Linked DNA regions of Mus musculus: region 1 is linked to region 2. The links are chromatin loops, found by intact Hi-C in ENCODE. Cell type or tissue: heart. All regions are shown on one strand.

Evidence for each region. Peaks named below come from ENCODE experiments on the same cell type or tissue, not always from the same donor. Only the 100,000 strongest peaks of a DNase experiment are listed, where the experiment ranks them.
Region 1: it touches region 2 in a loop (2.6-fold over the local background); 3 of 42 quality-filtered maps call a loop at or near these places.

The regions. Positions count from the first base shown.
Region 1 is chr10:95,853,477-95,861,476 of GRCm38, reverse strand. The region is part of intron 3 of Gm33377 (a long non-coding RNA gene); the gene reads right to left. Among named protein-coding and RNA genes, the nearest start is that of Gm33543, 15 kb to the right of the region's middle. In heart, a CTCF peak has its summit at 3,094; no DNase peak of the experiment used is centred here.
Region 2 is chr10:95,673,238-95,681,237 of GRCm38, reverse strand. It overlaps the pseudogene Anapc15-ps. Among named protein-coding and RNA genes, the nearest start is that of Gm33336, 45 kb to the right of the region's middle. In heart, no CTCF peak of the experiment used is centred here; DNase peaks (open chromatin) are centred at 317, 647, 2,377 and 3,407; H3K4me3 peaks cover 1,520 bases; H3K27ac peaks cover 3,631 bases.

The sequences.
Region 1 (8,000 bases), 180 kb before region 2:
TTAAAACCTGAGACATGGGTTGCAGGAAGGAAGATTAAACTATTCATATTCAGCTGTGGAACTGCTGAGACAATTCATTCTAAGATTCTACAAAGGTGGTCCTATTGAAGCTTGGATAGCATCATAAATGTTTTGTCTTTGAACTTTCATGCTGTCCTGTTACTTTTCCAAACAAATTTTCAAAAGTTTTACTATGTATCATCTGGCCCTTCCAATGTAATAACAACTATTTGATTTTCTGAAGTAATCCTTCCTTTTCTTTCTTTCTTTCTTTCTTTCTTTCTTTCTTTCTTTCTTTCTTTCTTTCTCTTTCTTTCTTTCTTTCTCTCTTTCTCTCTCTCTTTCTCTCTTTCTTTCTTTCTTTCTTTCTTTCTTTCTTTCTTTCTTTCTTTCTTTCTCTTGCTTGCTTTCCTCCTCCTCCTCCTCCTCCTCCTCCTCGTCTTCTTCTTCTTCTTCTTCTTCCTCTTCCTCCTCCTCCTTCTTCCTCCTCTACCCCTACCCCTCCTCCTTCTTCCTCTTCATCTTCTCTACCTCCTCCCTCTCCTCTTCCTTTGTATATTTTTTGGAGGCGTGGTTTTGCTTTTGTTTCCTTGACTTTGAGACAGGGTCATGCCATGCAGTCTCATTCAGCACTGAACCTCTGCTCCAATGTGGGATCACAGACCCATGCCACCACTTGTGGCTTCTTCTTCTTCTTCTTCTTCTTCTTCTTCTTCTTCTTCTTCTTCTTCTTCTTCTTCTTCTTCTTCTTCTCCTTCTTCTTCTTGTTAATAAAACACCTGATGTCATTATAATATAAGATTTATAAGGATGTCATTATAAATATAAGATTTATTTATCTCATATGTTGAAGATTTAAGGGTGTGGCTTTGGCAGTTGCTCAGCTCTGGTGAGGACACCATTGTTCAATACAGCTGATGATGTGAGGATGGATAAATCATGTTACTGATCAGGATACCGATCAAGCAGAACGGGCCAGTCTTTCAATGTCCCACTAGATCTCACGCCTTCAAGGTCTTACTACCCTAACATTGCCACACTAGGAACCAAGATCCCAAACACACAAATCTTTGTGAGACACACTCAAACCATATCCAAATATCTTTATTCCTCTCGTCAACTAATTAGAGCATCATTAAATGCTAACCTGCGTAACCCTGAGTTTAATCTAACCTCAGTTTTAAGGCCCAAGGGATCATCCTTAAATGGGACCTCACAAACTATCTGAATAGACCGGAGAAGCTGATGAGGAGTCACGATGCTATGAGTCTTTGTCCACATGTTTCAGTGGAAAACATCTGAACGGTCACACTCAGTTAACAGAGATCAGTAACTGCCCATATGCTAGAGCAAAGAAAGTCACCTGCAAGGTGACTGGTTCATCATACTGTCACCACTGAGTCCTCTCAACACATCGAGTTACCCTGTGGTTCCTACAAGTTTCCTTAGACAGAACAAGTCCTATTGTTACATTATAATAAATAAGAGCACAGGTTAGCTCGTTAATTCTCAGCATGGTTTCCAAGTAGCATCATCAGCCCCATCAGAGAACTTTTTAGAAGTACAATTCTGTGTCCCAACAGGCAGTGCTAAGGAGAGTGCCCAGGAAACTGCTTTAACAAGTCTTTTGAGGGATTCTGATGCACACTAACAACATCCTTGCTTTATTTCCTGGCTTTGTAGGAACTCATCAATGCCACGTTCCTTCTGTGGTTGACTTATTTGGCTTAGCACAGTGTGAAGACTCAAGTGTGGTGCATCTCAGTTATGGATTATCCTTTCTATGGGGCTGGAGAGATGGCTCAGTTAAGAGCACCGACTGCTTTTCCAGAGATCCTGAGTTCAATTCCCAGCAATTACGTGGTGGCTCACAACCATCTGTAATTGGATCTGGTGCCCTCTTCTGGTGTGTCTGAAGACAGCTACAGTGTACTCATATAAATAAAATAAATAAGTGGATAATAATAATAATAAAACAATATCCTTCCTTTATAAGGCTGCTTTTTGTCCCAGGTTATAAATGTATTGTGGTTTTGTTCTGCCTTATCTGTTCATGGACACAGAGTCCTTACACTTTCGGGCAATCATGAGTAGTTTTGCTACAAACACAAGTGTATATATACATCTTTCTGTGAATCCTTGCCTACAATTCATTTTAATACAAAGCAAATTTCTGGTAGTCTACTACCCTTGACACCCCATCTTTATTAGAGAAGCCACTCTCTCTAGCCCCTTCTGTAAGGCAGTGTGGCCTCCCTGGAATCCTAGAGAATGCTGTAGGATTTTCTTACATCCTTTGAAAACGTCGGCGTGAAGGCCCACTCTTTCCCAAAGACACACATTTGCCTCTCTTGCCCTGCATCCCATTTGTTTATAGAGCATGATTTTTTTTTTCTGACCCATCTGCAAAAATGTGAAGTACTCATATAGAAAATGTTATTTTTTTTTCCATCCTGTGGGTGACAGGGACCTAAGAACAAAGGAGGATTACAGGGCAGACTGTCTGCTATCATAGCTTAGTCGTCTGCTACTTGTTTCCAACCAAACACACAGTATCATTAGCTCTGCCCTTGGCTTCAACTTAATCTATTTTGACTACGAATATTGTCTTCTTCGGAAGCTCTACAATTTCCTGAAGAGACTGCAAATCAGCATTCTTGCCTAGAGCCATACGTGGTCGTTAGCTTTCCTCTGCTTGAAAGGCAGACAAAGGCAGCATATCATTGTGAGCGGCAAGGTTTTATTTTATCTTATTATTATTTTATTTAGTGTCTGCCTCCCAGCTGAACTACAAGGTAAGGTATCTAGATGCTGAACGTTTATCAGATGTGCTTAATTTTCCCAATAGGCCCTGGAGACAGGAAGAAAACAAGATAACAGGCTCTAACTAGCAGCAGTTGGGATATTCAGACTTTGAAAGTTTTAGCCTGTATGATATACAGTGGCAAGGCAGTAAGATACTACACTCATCTGTCACTCAAAAATTCTCTGAGATGAGACTGCTTAATGAAAAAAGTTATTTCTGTGAGGGCTGCAAAAAAATGGGGTTTTACAACAGCTTTTTTCCAAACTTGTTAAGAGTTGACACGTGTATTTCCTCTAGGAGGCAGTGTTGTGTAGTGGAGATGTGGTCTTTCAAACCAGCTCTGTGACCTTGAGGAACTTGTATCTGTCTCTCTGTCTCTCTGTCTCTGTCTCTCTCTCTCCTTCCTTCCTTTCTTTCTTCTTTTATTCATTCATTCTTTTAAAAAAAATTACAGGATTTCATGTAACGCAGATTCATCTCACACTTGCTATGCAGCTAAGGAAGGCCCAGAACTTCTGACTCCCATCTCCACTCTGAGTGTTGGGATTAATGATTTCTACCACCATGCCAATTCCACAGTGCTGGACATCAGACTCAAAGCACTAAACTTGCTAGGCAAGCAATTTACCAACTGAGCTCCAGCCCAGCCCCTGAATTGTTTTGTTCTGAGATAAGTTTGCACTGTGTAGCCAGGCTAACGTTGACATCTCATTATCTCAGCTGCCCGAATTTTGGGGTTATTGGCATGTGCCACCATGGGGCTTATACAACGTTCTTCACACTTGACTCGATTTTTTAATAGGACATGCACTAAAAAGCTATTCTGAAATGTTAGGTTTCTAAGCAACTTTTCTGTTCCCTTAATATTGAGCCAGCCCTTCCCTTTAAAACCTTTGTCTTTGTTCCCAACATCCTTTGCCTCCACGATGGACAGGGAGACCACGGTCCAGTTCTCAGGTGTCCGTGGCATATAATCCCAGTGGTTTTTCTGTATTGCTTTCACCAACTCCACAAAATCCAGAAAATTTGGCAAATCCCCCTGTGTAACGACTGTTTCAACTTCCCATCGTCTCAGGCTTGTGTTATATCTGACAATAAGCCAGGCTATGAGCAACACAGTGACAACTTGCTGGGCAGGATAGGAACTGGAGCAGAGTGAGAAAGATTTAAGTGAGGGCTGCTTTTGGTGAGTAGCCAGCTCATTATGACACGTTTTGCTCCTGATACCTCTTGTAAGTTGAACAGTCGGAGAGCGAAGCCTCTCTTTCTCCTGAAATGGTTGAGCCCATGCTGTGTACTCAGTAGAGAGCTGTGTGAGCAACACACACCTTGGTTGTCATTCAATAGTTTCATTATCTACATAGAAAGACCACATGTTCACAAAAGTACTGAAGGTACAAAAGCATGTGACAATAAACAAGAAAATAGCATTATGTGTGTATTTATATGTACTTATAAATGTGTGCCATTAACTCTCTATAAGTTCTGCACCCAGCACTATAAAATATATGTTATATATATTTATTATATATAATATTATATATGCATAGTCTGAGCTGAGATTGGTGATGCTTTTAATCCCAGCACTCAGTAAACAGAAGCAAGTAGATCTCTCTGGTTCCAAGCCCAGCCAAAGTCACACAGTAAGACTCCCTGCTCTTCTTTCTATATATAGATATATAATATTTATTACACATAATCTGTACTGACATGTCATTTTTTCCCAAACAATAAGCTTAACAACTGCTTATGCAACATTTATATTGGGTTGGCGATTATATATAACCTAAACACGAGTCAAGGCATATGGGAGGATGCATCATTTAATTAAAGGTACCATTTTATATCAATGGATAATGGACAGAGGCTAAGAGAACTGTTCTTGAATTGGTTCCCTCTTTCCTTCAATTACAGCCTTAACTAAAGAATAAATTAATCTACTTCTCTCCAATCTACCCGTACTTATGCAATTCATCTGTCTTTTGTCATTAGAATCTTTCAGCACCCATAGAACTTTGTCTTTTGATGTGTCCCAGCACCAGTAACAGGGACTGTCACTTGGTAGGTGATCAGTAAGCGTTTGTTTGTGAATACATGGTGTGGTAGTTTGGAACAGATAGGAACAGTTCCCATAGGAGCATATTTGAATGTTTGACCCCAGTTGATGGAAAGATCAGGAGGTTTGGCCATGTTGGAGGAGGTGTGTCACTAGGGATGGCCTAAGGCCACACCAGGCTCAGGTGCTCTCTCTCTCTCTCTCTCTCTCTCTCTCTCTCTCTCTGCCAGTTTTCTATGGATCAGGATGTAAAGCACTCAACTACTACCCCAACACCGCACCTGTGTGCTTCCCACTGTGATGGCCATGGATTCTTACTACCTTCTTAAATCAAGAACATTTTTACCCTGTTAAGTGTTTTTCTTTTATAAGCGATGCCTTTATCATATTTTCTCTTTACAACAATAGAACAATAACTAAGACATCTGGGAGCTTCAAGACTCTGGTTTTTTTCATTTGTTTGTTTGTTTTTTTTCTTTTCCCTTTTTACCCTCAGGCCCAAAGACCATCGCCCATCACAACAGTCTATGGTCAGGAATCCTCAGGCACTCTGCCTGACAGACTTGGATGTGAACAAGAAAAGCTAGTCTGGAGAAGTCCTGCAAATCTTAAGGATCACAACACATGATTCTAAAAAGCTCCAAGTAGAATGGCAAGCTGAGGCATCCAGGCTAACGAAGTCTTCTGGGTCCCTAGACAAAGCCCCATTCTAACCCAGTTGACAAGGAATCCAAAGCTGTACTCCCAAAGGGCACAGGAAGGAAACTGGACTTCTCCCTCCTATGAAGGAAAAGATTTGTGCTAGAATCATGGTGTAGTGGGATGAATTGCCCCCCTGGAGTCATGAAATTTGTGCATTATGTATAGCATTGCCTGTATTTCACGGAAAAATCACTGCAGAATTTCAGGGTCCTGAAATACATTTGTGTGACTGCAGGATGAAACTTAGCCAGCATTCCCCAACCCTGTTCCTGGAACCGGGTTTTCCAGACTCCAGCCCTCTACACCTGCAGTCACACAGGAGCCAGTGGCCACATGTGACTGGCAAGCATTTGCAGTAGGGCTCAGGCTACATTTTCAAATGAAGAGACCAAAACAGTGTACAGAAAAGGCAAAACAGACATGCAGCACATCCCTTCAATCATGTTACATTGATTGATGTTTAAATAATGGTCTTAGCCGGGCGTGGTGGCGCACGCCTTTAATCCCAGCACTCGGGAGGCAGAGGCAGGCGGATTTCTGAGTTCGAGGCCAGCCTGGTCTACAAAGTGAGCTCCAGGACAGCCAGGGCTATACAGAGAAACCCTGTCTCGAAAAACCAAAAAACCCAAAAAATAAATAAATAAATAAATAAATAAATAAATAAATAATGGTCTTTTTACCTACTGAGCTAAATAAAAATAGATCATCAGAAAAGGGATAGGAGCAGAAGCAAGGCAGATTTGAGGCAGAGGCTATGTGTAAACTCCAGTACTTTTGTTCAGTTTGGCTACAAAAACCTACAACTGCTTTGAAATCAAGAATGCTCAAGTCAGCCATTGTAACTCATACTTAGCATAACAGCAGCATTCTGGAACAGAGGCAGGAGGATCTCCAGGTCAACCTGAACTACATTGCTATTGCTAGTTTGAGGCCAACCTGGGCTACAAAATGAGAGCCCGACTTAAGTCAGAAAACAAAACAGAAGCCTGCTTATAAATAGTTCACCTGTTTGATTTGATTTGTTGGTTGGTTGGTTGGTTGGTTGTTTTGTTTTGTTTTTTTGTTTGTTTGCTTGTTTTTACCTTTCTGACGATAGTTGCAGGAACCTTTAAATTTACATATGTACCTAAGTTCATGCCAAGCCCAGTGTGATGACTCACACTTATAATCCCAGTACTCAAGAGACAGAATCAGGAGGATTGCCAGGAGATCCTGGTCAGCCTGGGCTACAGAGTGAGACCCTGTCCAGAAAAATAAAATGTCAAATGAGATATTTCTATTTGATATATTCTTATTGTTTTTCTATAATCTGAAAGAAAATCAAATAACTGCCTCTCCACATTTTACCAATCCCCACCCCATGGCATCTGTGCTCACTATCAGGGTGAGTGTACCAAACCTGCTCAGAATACATAGTGTATAGAACCCTGGTGAATTGGCGTTTTCTAAATGCATTTGGCCAGGATACCCATTTCCTACTAAGCACCAACTCCCCTTCATCTTGAGGAAGACATCTTGGAAAAACACGGCCCTAGATTGTAGCACTCAGATTTTGTTGATTTATCACATGATTCTAACGATATGGAAAGAAAACCTCAGTGAGATTGTAAGATGCTCAGACAGGTAGAGTGTAAAATGCTCAGACAGGGAGACTATAAGATGCTCAGATAGGGGGCTGGAGAGATGGCTCAGCGGGTAAGAGCACTGACTGCTCTTCCAAAGGTCCTGAGTTCAAATCCCAGCAACCACATGGTGGCTCACAACCACCCATAATGAGATCTGATGCCCTCTTCTGGTGCGTCTGAAGACAACTACAGTGTACTTATGTATAATAAAATAAATCTTAAAAAAAAAAAAAAAAAAAAGATGCTCAGGGAGAGTTTAAGGGAAAAGTCTTTGATGGCTCCTGGGAGAGACCACAGCTAGGTAAAAGCTGATAAAAAATGTGCGAGTGTGGGATTGGAGAGGGAAGATGAGCTCGGGTTTCCTAACAGAAATAAACCTTGGCTTTCTACTGCTTGGGTTGCCTTAGAGCTGTGGTTCCCAATCTTCCTATCGCTGCAACCCTTTAATGCTGTGGTAACCCCCCAGCCATAAAGTTATTTTTACTGCTACTTCCTAACTGTAATTTTGCAGCTGTTATAGATCATAATGTAAATACCCGATATGCAGACAATCTTAGGGTGGGTGACCCCAAGGGGTTGAGAACCACTGTCTTAGAGGCTCCAGCTTCCCCAGAACATCAAATGTCTTTGCTGCAGCTTTCAGAGACAGCGTCCTCAGAGGAAACTCAATACCCTAGGAAGAAGCGTTGTAACAGACTAGAGACTTCAAAGTTAAGAGAACATACAACCTAACACGTAGCCAAACGCAGCAAGAGGTGGGCCACCACATAGGTCTTTCCCCTCTCACCCAAGGGCTCCAGGGAGCAGCTGA
Region 2 (8,000 bases):
GCTCTATATTAACCAATCAGAAGGTGATGGAAAGCAATATCTTACAAAATAGCGAATCAGGAAATGCTCCATAATAATGACAGTTCCAAAGTCCAGACAGCCACCAGGTCTCTAGATACTGACATCAGCATTTAATACACCGTGCACAAAAACATCCCACAGACAACTTTCCACAAAGTTCCGCAGAGTGACAACCTCACAGTAAGGGCCGGATCCAGTGTGGTCGCAGCCACACAGACAGCACACAGGTCACCAAGCTCTTAGCCATTTCCAGTCCCAGCCTTCTGGGCAGATTGCAGGCTATCCACTTTTCCCTTTGAAGGGTCAACTCGTATGATGAACATCCAGGTCCCCTAACGCTTGTCGGTGAGCGCAAAGACCTCCGTGCCTCCGACAGGCACCCACCCCGGGAGAGACGGAGGCTGCTCTAACGTGTAACTCTTCACCTTGGCAAAGTCGAGCCTTGCCATTCTCCCAGAATCTAAATATAGGCAGATTGTTAAATGAACCCGAAGCTCTCCACAGCTTCCTTTTGGGTTTTAATTCAGCCATTGGCCAACAACGATCACCTCAAAGGCTAGCCCGCCCCTCTCCCTCTCCAGAGGTCAGAGGAGAGGGTAAGGCTGAAAGTCCAAGTTGTTGCTTCACTTGGCTGTTTCCCTTGGCAACCAGCCTCTGTCTGAAGACTACCCAAGAGGCCCTAAACATCAGAAATCCCGTTAGCATCCAAAAGTCACATCATTTCTGAGAACTGACACGCGGTTTGGTGTAGCTGTATGCCAGGAAGTGGGATACAGACCAAAATATCCATATTTTTTTTTCTACTATGTCAAATCTGCTCACATTCTAAAAAGCCGTAACGATGTCATTTCCAAAGGAGGGGCCGTCCTTCTACACACAACTCCCCTCACGGCGATTGCAAGTTCTTACTATCTATTTTTAAATATCTGTGCACAGAAAAGGAAACAAAATACGAGAAGCACTTCACAGATCCAGACGCGCTTGTCTGGGTTTGGGTCGCTTAGCTGTTTTGGAAAGCTGTTCCCACAGCCCTGAGCAGTAACAGCCAATTGTATAGTTGCCCACAGCAACCCCAAAAGGTTAGGACCATAGCCTCGCTGAGAAGGAGCCGGGACTTATGCCCAAAGTAGAAACATTAAATAGGAGGAGGGTCCTGAAGGAATATTTTGGTCATTGCCAAAGAAATAAAAAGGATGACCTCTCCCCACATACACACTGAAAATTAGATTAAACCAGATGAGAACAGTAGATGTGTTCCCCAGGGCCAAGAAGAGAGAATGTCCTTGGTGGTTAGGGCATGAAGGCTAAGGAATCTGCAAGGGAGATGGGTTGTCTATTGGCCTTCCTTTGGGGTGTGTGGGACAATTTTAGAGTATTGAAAGCTACTTCGTGTATCTGGCCTCCTTTAGCGAGCAATCAAATGTCACCAATCCTTGCTACAATCTTTCTTCCTGTGGTTTCCACTCACCCTGGCCCCAAAATTGTACATAAAAAAAGAAAAAAAAAACCTGCTGAAATAAATGATTCGTACGTTTTCAATAATTTCTATATAGCACGTTGGCATGTGTTCTATTTTACAATGAAATGGTTTAAATAGTAATAATTCGCCAGAGCATATTCCCCAGGGTGAGTTGCACAGTCTGTCAGGGCAGGGGAGGCTAGAGGAGTTGGTCGCAGTATGAGCAGTGTGACTTCTCACATCACGGGGGACCTGAAAGTGGGGTACTAGACCAGAGGCAGGGGTGGATTTAACCCTCAAAGGCCTTCCCTACTTCAGCCAGCCAGGCCATCCACTGAAGACTCGTGGCCTCCAGAATGCTGTCAGCAATCTCATTCCATAGCCATCTGCTCCCCCTTCCTGAGAGGACTGCTACACTCAGGTCAAGAAGGCCTCTGCGGGCAGGCAGACCTGCTGGGCTCTCTCTTCCCAGGACATCACATTCTATGCTTATCCCATTTCTATGCCCTGCCCACCTTCGTGGCATCTGGGTGTGAAATAGGCATCTTTACCTCAGCCCGGGAGTGAAGTCTCCTTGGATAGATCAAACTCTGAATAAACAAATTTGCTACACTTTCCTCTCATTGGTCTATCTACTGTGACATTTGTCTTATTTAGGGTTACTATTGCTGTGACGAAACACCACGACCAAAATCAACTCAGGGGGAGGGGAAGGGGGGAGTGGGGAGTGTTCATTTGGCTTATATTTCCCCATTTAGCCCATTACTGAAGGAAGTCAGGACAGAAACTCAAGCAGGGCAGGAACCTGGAGGCTGGAGCTGATGCAGAGGCCATGGAGCAGGGCTGTTTAGTGGCTTGCTCCTCAGGGCTTGTTCTGCCTACTTTCTTATAGAACTCAGTACTACAAGCATGGGGGATGGCGCCACCCACCATGGCCTGGACCCTCCCCCATCAAGCACTAATTAAGACTTGCCTACAGGCCCATCTCAAGGAGGCTTTTCAGGAATTGAGGTTCCTTCCTCTCTGATAAATGTAGCGTTTGTCAAGTTGACATAAAACTACCCAGCACAATTATAAAGGGGAGGAAAGGACACCCTTTTCTGTCACTACACTTGTTTAAAAGTAAAATAAAAAGAAAACGTTTAAAAAGTCTTCCAAAGTCAACACTTAAAGAACTACTGTGGAGAAAGAAACATTTCCCCACTACAAGACTTCTCAGAGTCTTTAGTACACTGCTGGCCATGAAAACTCTCCAAGGAGTTACCAAGATTTCAGGCCAGGCTAGATTACAGAGAGACCCTGTCAAATCAAACACTGACCACAAACTGACTTAACTCAAGTTCTGTGCGTCACAGAATGTTTCAAAAATGATCGCACACCTCCCCCGCAAAGAAGGCAAGCTATTCTGTGTTTAAAGTCCTTGATGAATGGACAGCCGTGTAGCAATGAGGTGGACAAAGGGTATAACGTCAGGGAAACAGTCTGGGTGGGGAACCGCAGCAAGGTCTACCTGCTCAGTTTCTCCGTCTCTGTGCTGTGTCCCTCCTGGGAATGACACAGAACCTCTCTCGAACAAACTCACCCCCATCTGCTACCAAAGCAAGCCTGTCAGAATTTTTCTTTAAGCCCGCTTCTACATAGAAAGGCAGTAGGAACCCCGAGTGGTGGAGGCACTTGGACACAATTCAGCCATGACCAGCACCTGTCACTGGCCTGTCAGTGCGCAGGCTCGGGTTTCTCTTTTCCTCTCATCTGTGCCCCAGAGCGCCTAGGTGGGTCCTTGGCTGGCCTCACCCTGATGCTCACTGCGCAGATGCAGAGCTAGTGGCGGCATTTCCATTTTTGGTTTCCAGAGTCAGCCCCTGCCTGCAAGGAGCTCTTCATGTCTCCCAGCTCCTTCCGCTAGCTGATGGAGGAAGTCGTTCTGTGGCAATGTGGCCAGCTGCTAGGCTGCTGCTAGGTTCATTACGCGATGAAAATGTCTTTTACAGTCCTGAAATCAACCCCCACCATTTTTCCCACGGTGATGCTGTCATTACCCTCCGCTTGGCGGAAATGTTTGCGATCCCCAACTTCCGTTTGGATGGAGATGTTGGAAGAACTGAGTCTGCACTAGCCTGCAGGTTTTCCAGGGAGGGGTCACGAGGACACTGCTTTTTAAGCCACTTCCTTTTTTTTTTTTTTTTTAAACAAAAACTTAACTCGAGCCTATTGGGTTTCTGCAAGTTATATATCCCAACACGGCATGCACTGCACAGAGCATTTTACTTTTTCACCTTCAAAGCCAAGAGGAAGGAGTCTAGTGGGAGGCGAACTGGATGCTGATTAAAGCCACAAAGACCAGTCTTATCGGACTCTCCTTCCGCCTGTGTGTGGGGGGGGGGGGGGCGGGGGGGTTGGGTTTTTTTGAGATAAGGGTTCAGTGTGAATCCCAGGCTGGTCTGATACTCTCGGCAATCCTCCACTTTGTTCTCCCAAGTAATTGAATTATTAGGTGTATGCCACCATGCCTGGCTCTTGCCACTTTGCTGTTTTGTCTGGTTGGGAGCGCTTGGCTTTTGTTGCTTCGGTTTTTTTCATACAGCATCTGTCCATCCAATTCAGGCTGGCTTGAAACTATGTAACTCAGGCTGGCTTTGAACGCTCCATCCTCCCGGCCCAGCTTCCCCAGTGCTCAGTTAGCTGGCCTGTGCAGCTCTTGCTCTTGTTTCCTGACAGGCTTCTGAGCTTCTGTTGTATGCCCTCTGCTTGATTTGTACTCTCAGGATTTACTGGCTATACTTAGTATTGGAAAGGGTACCAAGTCTAGATCAGCAAGTTATCAATGGGACTGTATGCAGGAGTTGAGTTAGAGTCAGGCAGAGAACTTGGTGGTATGTTGTCTTGAGGATTAAATAAGAAAATGCAGGTAACTCCAGCATGTGCAACAGAAGCACTTAACACTATTACTACGTTTAAATAGTAATAACCACCAGAGAGAGAGAGAGAGAGAGAGAGAGAGAGAGAGAGAGAGAGAGAGAGAGAGAGAGAGAGAGCACGCTAGGGATATGACTTCATTGGTAAAGTGTCTACCATACAAGCGTGGGACCCTGCCATCAGTCTACATGAACCATGTCAAAAAGCCAGGCACAGCAGCATGCCCTTGTAAGCCTAGCACTGGGGGTGTGGAGACAGAAGGAGGCCTGGGTGAGCTAATCTAGCCAGTCAGTGAGCTCCAGGTTCTCTGGGAGATGCTGTCTCAAAAAACAGGGTGGAGAACAACTGAGGAATCCACTTCCAACCTCTGCACACACCCTCACACATATACATGTGCACACACACACACACACACACACACACATTAAAGCCATACTCTGCAGTATAAGAGGTGCTAGCCCTGTGCTGGCAAGGCCTGGAAGTGTCACAGGGAGCGGGGGGGGGGGGGGGGGGAGCAGGTGCACCTGTCAGCAACTGCCCCCATGCTACCTGTGATTTTGGACAAGTTCCCGAAGCCTCCAAACCTCCCTATCTTTTCATCTGAAGACACATGAGTCTCTCAGGGGTGTCACAGGAAGGGAGCTGAGTGGACAAATGTCACCTGAAATGTCCAAACTGCTCTGCAGGGCTAGTGAGTCAGCATAATAGTTTGTTAGATGAGTAAAATACATAAACGCAGTCTCTTAAGTTTCTGGAGGGTTTTTTCTTTTTAAAGAAAGCTTTTATAACTCATTATTTGAATATATATATATATATAGGTATATACTATGTGTATATCATATATATACTATGTATATATGTTGTATACATGTGACACATATGTGATACATATATGTGATGATATATATGTGTATATATATATATGGTCAGGCTGGTCACATTCATTCCTTCTACTTCCATCATTGCCCCTCCAAAAAACAACACACCCACAAGTCCCAACCCCACTCTTATCTTTTTTAGTGTTCTTTTTATTTTTTCACTTTGTGACCCATTGGGATGACAAGGGCACAGGTGTGCAGCTCTTCACTGCAGCATGAGGGACTCAGCAGTCTACCTCTGAAGACAATGACTTCCTCTTCTCCAGAAACCCTTGACTGCCATAGTTACCCTGGGCAGGCCAGAATCCCAGAAGCTCAGAAGCCCAGGAGCCCCCCTATGTATAAGGAAGAGAAGCAAACATTGTCCCAATGTCACTAATGTTGGAGAGGTTAAAGGTCACCACCCCACAATTGTGTTCTCTGCTCCCTGCATTGTGGACCACTATACTATTGTTAGAGACTATGGTCTGAATCCCTCTGGCCACCCAAAAGAATGGCTGGACATAGCTGTTGTTAGAGTGCCTGCCAAGTGTTTGTGAAGTCCTAGGCTCAATCCCCAGCAGCGCATTAACCCGACATGATAGTACATAGCATTTAATCCCAGCACTGGGGAAATAAAAGCAGGAGAATCAGAAATTCAAGGTCACCTTCAACTACATAGCAAGTTCAAAGCCAGCTTGGGACACTCGAGGTCCATCCTTAAAAATTAAGTCACACAGCTGAGACCCTGAAATGTGCACTAGCACCTTCATGTACAATTTTCACCTGTTTTCCTCCCATTCTTTGCTATACATGGTCCTTGGAAGAAGAATTTGTAGTCTCTTCAGGTTGATTATTCCATATCTTGTCTCCTAAATCTTAGTAGTAAACTGCATGGGAGATGTCTAGCTGCCAATCTCAATTACAATCCCTCAACTCTCCAAAACAGTTGCTGTTAAAACACCATGTGACAGAACTTAATCTCTCTTCCCCAACCCTGAGTTACAAAATGTCTCAATTGTGAGTGATATTGCTGTTTCCAGAATGAAATCTATCTTGGTTACCTCTAGTCAGCCAGATAGAATCATTAAAATGACCACCATCATGAACAACCACAAAAAGCTTCAGAGAAATTTGTTTCTCAGGACCTGGGCTCAAAGCATTTCTGATACTAGATATCTCCAAGAGTCAGGCCACTGTCAGACAGAGCAATGTCCAGGGAGCCAGGCCCTTTTGGTCTGAGGCTAGAGTGTCTTTCAGCTCTTAGAAGGACACACACATGAATAAAGAGATAATGAAAGATTTTCGTAAGAGTCCACATAGGGTCTTAGTCAGTAAAGTGAACCTGGTACATTCTTCAGCATCCACAAAAGGTCAGTCATGGTGGCTCATAGTCCCAGCTAGGGCTGTGGACAGAAAAAGACAGAAGGTTCCCTTGGGCATGATGACCAACCAATATAGTCATTGGTGGATCTCAGATCAGTAAGAGACCCTGTCTCAAAAACTAAATTGGAGAGAAATTAAGGAAGACACCCACTGTCTCCAGTCTTATAACACACACACCCAATAAATAAATAAACAAACAAATAAATCTTTATACTTGATTGTCACAGATATTTGTTACAGTATGAGAAATGGATTAAGACACACTATGAAAGAGCACTTTTCTCTTGTGCTTTCTCTTCAGACACGTGAGAGGAATTTACATATGAACAGGAAAGAAGAAAAGTCTGGCTGTTATGAAAAGAACATATGATCACGGATAAGCAAGACTGTGGTAGGATATAGAGTCCTTTGATGCCCAGGAGTGTTACAACTGCATATTGTAGAAGATCTATTTTCAGCTTGTTGAGAAACCTGTACATTAACATTCACAGTGGCTACACAAGTGTGCACTTTTACCAGCAATGAAGGTGTTGTTTTTCTTCTCTTTTTCCTCCTCCTCCTCCTCCTCCTCCTCCTCCTCCTCCTCCTCCTTCTTCTTCTTCTTCTTCTTCTTCTTCTTCTTCTTCTTTTTTTTTTTTTTAGAGAAAGAGAGAATATGCAGTTGGGTGGATAGGGAAAGGGGGTGATCTGGGAGGAGTTAGGAGAGGGAAAAGAATATAGTCAAAAAATATTGTATAAAATTTTCTTTAATTAAAAAAATGTTTTTGAAGAAGAAGCAGTTCCTTTGTATGAATCCTTGCCAGCGTGGGATATCATCTCTTTTATTGATCTTGGTCATTCTGACTTGAGTAAGAAGAAATTTCAAAGTCATTTTAGTGTGAATTTCCTTAAGGGCTAAGGATGTTGGACTATAATAGAGACCTATCTGCAAGATAGACTACAGCAATAGTGGCACATATGTTGTGGAAGTAACCAACCACTTGTGTGTGTGTGGAGGGGGGTTGTAGTTACCGTTTTTTTTTTTTTCTTAATTGGGTGTAAGGCCCACTCTATAAGCTAGAATCCATACCCGCCACTGTTAATAAGATCAAGAGCCCTGTTGGCCAATCTCGCAGTCATTATCATAATGAGCAAAGAATGGGCAGTGATGAGGAAACTGAGGCCCAGAGAGGTTAAGTGTATTGGCCAAAATCAAAAAGCTAGTAAGTGATGGAGCCAGGACTCAAACTCAGCTTAGGAGCCATGTCCACCTTGTCCCCGTCACTCTTCCCTCATGTGACTGAGACGCTGTGGTTTAATCTGGACCGACCCTGTGTGGAGGAGACAGAGCTGCAGCAGCAGGAGCAGCAGCAGCAGGCCTG